Regions from separate parts of the Mus musculus genome. Here region 2 is linked to region 1. A link is a contact called in ENCODE Hi-C data. All regions are on one chromosome and are shown on one strand. Each heading gives the region's core, a stretch centred on a gene start or an enhancer-like site at or near the end of the contact. The rest is flanking DNA. Distances are from core to core; before and after follow the strand shown. Region 1 holds the start of Rnf217 (ring finger protein 217). Region 2 holds the start of 2310039L15Rik (RIKEN cDNA 2310039L15 gene).

Evidence for each region. A loop is a pair of places that touch in the nucleus more often than their neighbours do.
Region 2: a loop to region 1 is called in a map of T-helper 2 cell, with 151 times the contacts of the local background. The contact joins the promoter of 2310039L15Rik here to the promoter of Rnf217 in region 1. A Hi-C loop is called at or near these places in 5 of 37 maps with a recorded cell type or tissue (T-helper 1 cell, T-helper 17 cell, T-helper 2 cell and 1 more).

What each region holds. Positions count from the first base shown.
Region 1 is chr10:31,607,417-31,611,474 of GRCm38, reverse strand. It overlaps Rnf217 (ring finger protein 217), which reads left to right and starts at 1,750. Exons shown (of 6, transcript NM_001146349.1): 1 at 1,750-3,091. The coding sequence starts at 2,291.
Region 2 is chr10:95,333,882-95,337,939 of GRCm38, reverse strand. 2310039L15Rik (RIKEN cDNA 2310039L15 gene) reads right to left here and starts at 1,664. Exons shown (of 3, transcript NR_045337.1): 1 at 1,385-1,664.

The sequences.
Region 1 (4,058 bases), core at 501-3,000:
TCCTGTTTCTTTTTCTTTTTGCCATTGTTGTTTTGTTTGTTTGTTTGTTTTTAAGACAGAGGTTTTCTACATGTAGCTCTGGTTGACTTAGAACTTACTCTACAGACCAAAAGTGGCCTTGAACTCAGAGGTCCACCTGACCTTTGCTTCCCAAGTGCTGGGATTAAAGGTGTGTGCCACCACTACCCAGCTAGTAACTATATTTTCACTCTTTTTTTTTTAAAGAAAGAAAGAAAGGAAGAAAGGAAAGAAAGAAAGAAAGAAAGAAAGAAAGAAAGAAAGAAAGAAAGAAAGAAAGAAATCCCATCAGCACACTTATCAGTGGTGCTCCATGAACCTGGGATAGACTGAGCAAAGACCCACCATTATAGGATTGCGTTATGATTCCTCTGTGCTGTTGGGGACCTGTGAGTCCCAGACCTCATGCTAGAGGTGCCAGGCCCAGGAGTCAGGCACGAGAGGATTTACCTAGAGGAAGATGACATGTTGCTCAGAAATGCTAGCAGCATGTAGCAGGAAGAAGTCCTGGTAAGGAAAGAAAGGGCAATCCTTGAACAGGGAGATGGAGTCTTCTGGAGTCCCAGCAACATCCGTCCACTTACCTGTCTGGGCTTTCCAGCGGGTTGTGTTTCTGAGGTGGATACTGAGGATTGAGTGAGTGAGCTATCTCTCCAGGCTGCCTGAGTACCATTTAATCATCAAAAAATAGTTATTCTTCATTCTTGGGTCAGACTACTGAGTGCCAGGGCATCTGGCGGCAAGTCACCATGCTCTGGTGTACCTGAGCTTCAACCGCACCTGATTGAAACCCATGACCTTTGGGTCTCTGCTTGGTCAATACTGAATTCTTAGTTCCCTTGTAGCCTTTGCATTTGCCTTGGAAAATATTTTAGAACAAATCAATAACAACTTCAAGGTTAAAAAATAATCTACACATTTAACAGATTTTTCCTTTGACATGAATGTGTAAATTGAATTCCCTCCCTATTTTAAAAAAATAAAAATGGTTGGCTTCCCAAAAATGTTTTCATTGGCTTTAGAAAACTAAATCACACCAGTGTTTGGGTGACTAATACTTCCTGTAAAATAAAGATAGATCAACACATAATTAAGTTCTGGCTGAGATATAATTGTTGCCTTGGAAACAGTTTTGGGTATGAATATGGTTATGTTAATAAGTTTCCCTGATTCCTAATGATGATCCAGCTGATTAATCAGGCCAGGCTACCCACTTAAAGGGGTTCAGAAACAAAACAAAAACCAAACAAACAAACAAACAAAACCCCAAGAGCCCACAAAAATAATTCGCGAGAGAACACTGAGCAGAGGAAAAGCAGTAAATGTCAGATTAGTTATTCCTTAGTGCTTGTAAATATTATAGTTGGAGGAGCAGACGACAAGTGCTTTTGGGTTATTTATGGTTTTCGAAGATCCTTCCTATCGCACCAGGTAGAATGCACACCATCGCCTCTACTTCTCGAGCGTGACATCCCAGTGTGTTCTCCGTCCAGAGCCCAGGGTCCAGCAGTTTTTGTCGGAAGTTCTACTTAAAGCAGAGCACTAAGGGGCGCCTGCAAGCGCTTAAGCATTTGGCTGGGGCCGAGTGGGAATTCTTAGGGGTGAGAGCACAGCTCAGCTTAGATCACCCTCACTCCTGTGTGCGTGCGACTGTGTGCGTGGGCGCCCGCGCGCGTATGTGTGTACGTGTGGGGAGGTGTGTGCCAAAGGGGTGGGGTGAGGGGAGGGAGCAGGGCCCTAGGTGCTGCACGAGGAGAGGGAGGTCTCCCGCTTCTCCTCCAGGGACACCAGCCACTGCTTGCGGACTCGGCCACCTCTCGGTGACGCCACAGGCCCGGCGACCCTCGGGATCGCCGGCTGCGCGCCCCGCCGCGGAGGCAGGGATGGCGCGGGGCTGACCGTCTCCTCCCGCCTCCCGGGAACTCTTCCGCCCCACCCGGGACTCGCGGGTCCGCGGCAGCGCCGCGACGTGCATGCGGGCCGGGCCCCCTCAGCCTGAGGCCCTCGGAGTCCTCGAGGCGGTGCCCGGCCGCGCCGGACGAGGAGGAAGACGACGACTACGAGGTGGAGGAGGAGGAGCCGGCTGCCCGCACGCTGCGGCCCGGGAGCCCGGGCTCCCCGGAGGGCGCTTGGGGCGTCCCGGCCCCGGAGGAGGGATCCGGAAGCAGAAGGGCCGCCGCGAGTGGAGCGGAGCCGCTTGCCCGCGCTGCCCGGCGCCGGCTGGGGGTCCGGGCGGCTGGATGGGCGGCGGCGGCGCAGGCCGCGGGCGGCGATGGGCGAGGAGCAGAGCACGGTGAGCGGCAGCGGCGGGGCGCGGGCCTCTGGCGGAGGCTCGGCGGGCCAGCCCGAGTCCCCCAGGCCGCGAGGGGACCGCGTCCGGACAGCCGGGCCGCGCGCTGCAGCCTCCTCTTCACGGCCGAACGGCGGCGGCGGCGGCAGAGACCCGGGCTGCGTGGACGCGAGTGTCCAGGAGCCTGCGAGCAACCGGGCCCCGGCAGGGCAGCCCGCGCGACTGCCACTCAGCGGGCCCCTGGACCCCCAGAGTCTGGAACTGCAGCTGGAGCGCGAGGCGGAGGGAGCGGGGCCACGGGAGGCGCCCCCCGGCCAGCAGCCCCCCGACGGGCTGCTCCTGGACGTGCTGGCCCAGCGACACCCGCCCCCCGCCAAGCCGCAAGTCCTCTGCTCCGTGTACTGCGTGGAGAGCGACTTGCCCGAGGCCCCCTCCGCCGAGTCCCCGTCGCCGTCGGAGTCCCCACCTCAAGCACCGCTGGGGCCGATTCCCGCCAGCCCGCCGCCCTCCTTCCCCAGCTCCCCGCTGTCGCTCCCGGCTGACCCCCTTTCCCCCGACGGCGGCAGCATCGAGCTGGAGTTCTACCTGGCTCCGGAGCCCTTCTCCGTGCCTGGCCTATTAGGGGCTCCACCCTACTCTGGCCTGGGGGGAGTAGGGGACCCCTATGCGCCCCTCATGGTGCTGATGTGCCGGGTGTGCCTGGAAGACAAACCCATCAAGCCCCTGCCCTGCTGCAAGAAGGCGGTGTGCGAGGAGTGCCTCAAAATCTACCTGAGCTCTCAGGTAACTCTCCACTACTCTCTGCCCACCCTCAGCCCTGATCGCCATGGCAAGGCATTAAACTTCCTAGCAAGGACAGAGGTGACCGGTCCCCTTATCCAGGGTCTCCAGCAATTGCTGGCGTTCTAGTTGTTATTGAATGTATTTTACTCACACTGGTTTATTGGCTGGTTAACTCTGCTCTGAGATTCAGGTTTTGGTTGGCAGCTGCTAGAGGAATGAGGTGGATTGCCCTCTGATTATTTTGTCTGTGGATTGCATGCAAGAGCTTGTTCCCAGGAAAGTAGAAAGACTGCCTCACAGGCCTGGCATCCCAGAAACTAACAGACAGTGAGCATAAAATAAATATTTGTGGACCTGGTGAGGAGAAGGTTTGGAATTAGTATGTCAGGGCTGTGATAACCTGCCTTTTAAATTCGTTGCCTTTGTATATAGCCAGCGAAATGTAAAGAAGAAAGAGCAAAAAACTCTTGCCTACCCTTCCACACCGAAGTTAAAATACTTTTTTTCCACTGAAATTTTAAGCCAGCACAATACTTTTATCTCTTCAAGAGAGAAACAGAACAGAAAGAGCAAAACAAAGCAGAGAGACCAAAGGTTTAACCAAACAGGGGAACGCAGAACTTCCTTCCCTCCCTCCACCCTCTTCTGACGGGCTTGTTGGTTTTTTTTTTCTTGGAAAGCTTGAGAAACCCTCCTTCATGGTTTTCAGTCTGTGGTGTTTCTGACAGCATTTTGCACAATCCTTAATGCCCTTTGATCCCATGTCTGATTGTCCTAGGCCTATTCATCTTTCAAAACCTTGTCTGTTCAGGTGCCAGCGTTTCTGTGCCAGACGCTGCTTTACCTCAGCTTCCAGGCCACTGCTCAGATATTTTTAAAATGTGTCTTCTAATCGTCCCTGCACTGAAATTGTTCCCTTCCTGCCTGTTTGTCTCCGTAGACTGGACACTGATTTGTTTGTCTGTAT
Region 2 (4,058 bases), core at 415-2,914, about 64 Mb before region 1:
CATACAAGCCGCTGAGTACTACTTCCACATCCAGTTGTGGGCTGGGCAAGTGGAAGATGCAAAAGACATTAACTGAGGGTCTGCAGACATGCTTTGTATGCTGTAAAGCCACAGCTTTTTTTTTTTTTTTTTCTTTTTGGTTTCGAGACAGGGCTTCTCTGTGTAGCCTTGGCTGTCCTGGAACTAACTCTGTAGACCAGGCTGGCCTCGAACCCAGAAATCCACCTGTCTCTGCCTCCCAAGTTCTGGGATTAAAGGCATGTGCCACTACTGCCCGGCAAAGCCACAGCTTTAAAATACAGTGTGTCCCCTGTGAACTCTATAATGCACGGGAAAGACTAACTTGGGAGAAAAAGAAACGAATGTTACAGGTTACAGGACAGTATTGCAATTAGCTGTTAAATGATGAAGATTCAAGGAAGAACCTTTTAAGAATTTCTGAGAGGGTTAAGGAAAAGACACCATGCTTATCATGTGCCACGCCCCCTGCCTACCCCCCCCCCCCCCTCCTACCTTCCCCCCCTCCCCTGTGCAGCAGGCACTGAAAAGGCACACTCTCTTCCAATAGCCATAACAGGACCTTGAAGTCACCACTGTCATTCTCTTCAGTTTCAGGAGAGGACAGAAAGTAGAAAGGTTAACTAGCTTGCTCGTAACAAATCCAGGTCTGAGCAAAATGAATGAGAGCATTGTAGAGTGTAACTAGGGAGAAATCCTCCCACTGGGAGCTGCCCCTTTTCCCAGCCTCTGTTTGCATTATTTATAAACTCAGGGCTGGATTCCAGAAAGCATGGTCCTTAGGGAACACAGCTAACTTTCAATTCAGGCTTAGGAACCTTTGTGAATACCTGTCCTTTCAGCCAACAGGAAGTCCCCTGGGACACAGGTAAAGGAAGCAGGATTTCTTTTCATATTGTCTTTGAACAATGAGTCCTGTGGGGTAATGCATGGTTTGTACAGAAATAGACTGACCCATGAAACACAGCCCTGTTTTTACAGCAGCTGAATCACTTCCACCCTCCCGTTTTGTGCCTGTTTACATTTCTTCCCCAGCTATCTTTCTCCTTGATTGCATTTGGAACACCCTGGGGCTCTTCTGATGAAATGTTTCCTTGAATTTTATCACCTATCCTGTCGTCATAAAGACTTTCCAGGGTAACAGTTTGCAATATCATCCATACACCCTGACACAATGCCCCAAGGTCTAGTCTCACTTGGGAAAACATAAGTATTTTTCATGTTCAGAGAAAAGAGATAAGACTTGAGAGGGGAATGGCCCTTCACCAAATCTAACAAGGTTAGGGAGTGTATTAGTCAGGGTTCTCTAGAGTCACAGAACTTACGGATAGTCTCTAGATAGTAAAGGAATTTATTGATGACTTACAGTCGGCAGCCCAATTCCCAACAATGGTTCAGTCGCAGCTGTGAATGGAAGTCCAAGGATCTAGCAGTTACTCAGTCTCACACAGTAAGCAGGCAAAGGAGCAAGAGCTAGACTCCCTTCTTCCAATGTCCTTATATTGTCTCCAGCAGAAGGTGTAGCCCAGATTAAAGGTGTGTTCCTTAAACTCGGAGATTTAATCTTCTGGAATCCATAGCCACTATGGCTCAAGATCTCCATACCAAGATCCAGATCAGAAACTTCTATCTCCAAGCCTCCAGATAAGGGTCACTGGTGAGCCTTCCAATTCTGGATTGTAGTTCATTCCAAATATAGTCAAGTTGACAACCAGGAATAGCCACTACAGGGAGTGTCCTGTGTTCTTTCATAAGGTGGTCAGTCTGGGACAACCACAACAGGAGACCGAAAGGGGGCTAAACAGAGTTGGTTTTTTTTCCCAGATTCTGGAGACAGAGGCATAGAATGCCACCATTACAATGTCACACTATTTCCAAGGTGTAGTTTTGTGTGTGTGTATGTGTGTGTGTGTAGCATGTGGGGGTCATACCACATACTCAAAACTTCCATTTTGTTTGAGACAAGGTCTCTTGTTTTCCTGTTTTATTAGGCCAATTGGCTCATGAGCATACCAGGGGTTCTCCAATCTCTGCCTGCCATCCCTCCATGGGAGTGTTGGGATTACAGCTGACCCTACAAGTCTAGCTTTCCCTTTGGTTCTTGGGATTCGAACTTGGATCCTCCCACTTGTATGGCAAGTGCTTTTACCCACTGAGCCCTCTCCCTAACCCCTGTTTAGTTTAGTGCAGCATTTCACCTGTTACAAGAACCTGTGGTATACACAAACACAAGCCACAAATTACTAACTGAAATTTCTGTGATTCCATATATCAGTTAAATATTTTTATATTGGTATTATTTTTTTAAACAAAAGTACTATAGAATATAAGGAAGAATGGAAATATTTATGCTAATATTTTTAAAGGGTTTGGGATTAAACCTCATGCCTTATGTACGCTAAATTCTACTACTGGACTATACCCCTAGCATAATTTAAAGGAAAGGACTTTCTATTTTAACATGCTCATTTGTGCTGTTATCTTGCTTTTTAAATACTTATTCAGAAGTACTGAATAAAAAAAAAGGAATAAAAATAAAAGGACATGGCCACTCCTAGGTATGGGAGAGAAGGAGGTTTATTGTAGATTAACAGGAGAACATAGTCAGAGGCAGAGACATCTGGGAGACTCCAGAGTGAAGATGCTCCGTACATCCAGGCCATGTGGTGGGGAGAGGGGGGGGAGGAGAGTGAGGAGAATAAAGGGTAGGCAAAAGATGAAATGTAACCAAAATGGCTGGATTATACCAGAAAGAGGCAGCTGAGGGGAAGATCCACCCAGCTCCAGGGCTGGAGAAGTTTAGGGTAGCAGGTAGGGTATGGCAACCATTCTCTGTAACAGATAGGGACTGAGGGATGCTGGGAGAATTTGGTGACCTCCTTGATGTATTAAACAGGTGCCTTAGTTAGCCACTCGTCCCAGGTTTGAGACCTAACAAGGACCTGGATTTCCCTTTGCATTGGGCCCCATGAATAATGTAAGGGCTACCTCCTGGCTGCTACAGCTGTTCTGTTTAAGAAAAATTGTCAGGAAGCACTGAAGTGGTTGCCTGGACAGTGATGATGTCAGCTTGGCTATAGCTCAGGGATCCTTAGTTAGCTGGACAAGTGTTATTTCAAGGTGTGTCTTCGAGGGCAGTTCTGGCAGAGATTAGCATTAAAAATCAGTAGATTAAATACATAAGATAGTTGTCGGTCATAGGGCAAGCATCATTCAACCCTCAGAGAGTAGGACCACAAGATAAAGATGGAGGGAGGGGAAATTCACCCTTCCTAGCTGGACCATCCATCTTTTCAGCCCACAGATATCAAAGCTGCTGGTTCGTAAGCCTTCCGGCTGCTCTAGGAGTGACATCACCTGCTCTTTTGTCTTTACCACCTAAAACCTGTCTAGTCTGCCTTAGCTGTAAAACGAGTGGTTAGCAGAATATTTCTAATAGTAGTTGTGAAGACTGAGAGTATTGTGGCTGTTAAATATGAAGCCGTCAATAGGCATTAGCCATGTCAGTATCCCAAAGCCCTTAGTTCACTTGACTCTTCACGGCTGAAAGTGTGTGTGTGTGTGTGTGTGTGTGTGTGTGTGTGTGTGTGTACAGCAGTGAGATAACAGGAGCTATGCAGTAAGAATAGGTTCACGTATTTCTCTGCAGGAGGCTAGTCATGAGCTCAGATCTGTTTCTCATATTGCCTGAAAAAGGACAGAAAGTCCATCTTATATAAAGTTTGTGAGACTTTCTAGGTGTGGTGGTTTAAATGGGTTTGGCCCCATAGATTCATGTGTTTGATGCTTGACCATAGGGAACGACACTAGGGAGGAGGTATATAGCTTTATTGGATGAAGCGCATCACTGTGTAAGTGGGCTTTGAGATCTCCTACGCTCAGGCTCTGTCCACTGTGGATGAGAGCCTCCTCCTGGCTGCCTGAGGAAGGCAGCCCCCCCTCCACTGCTTGCAGATCAAGATGTAGAACTCTCGTATCCTCTAGCACCTTGTCTGCCTGTGCTCTGCCATGTTTCCTGCTATGATGATAATGGACTAAAT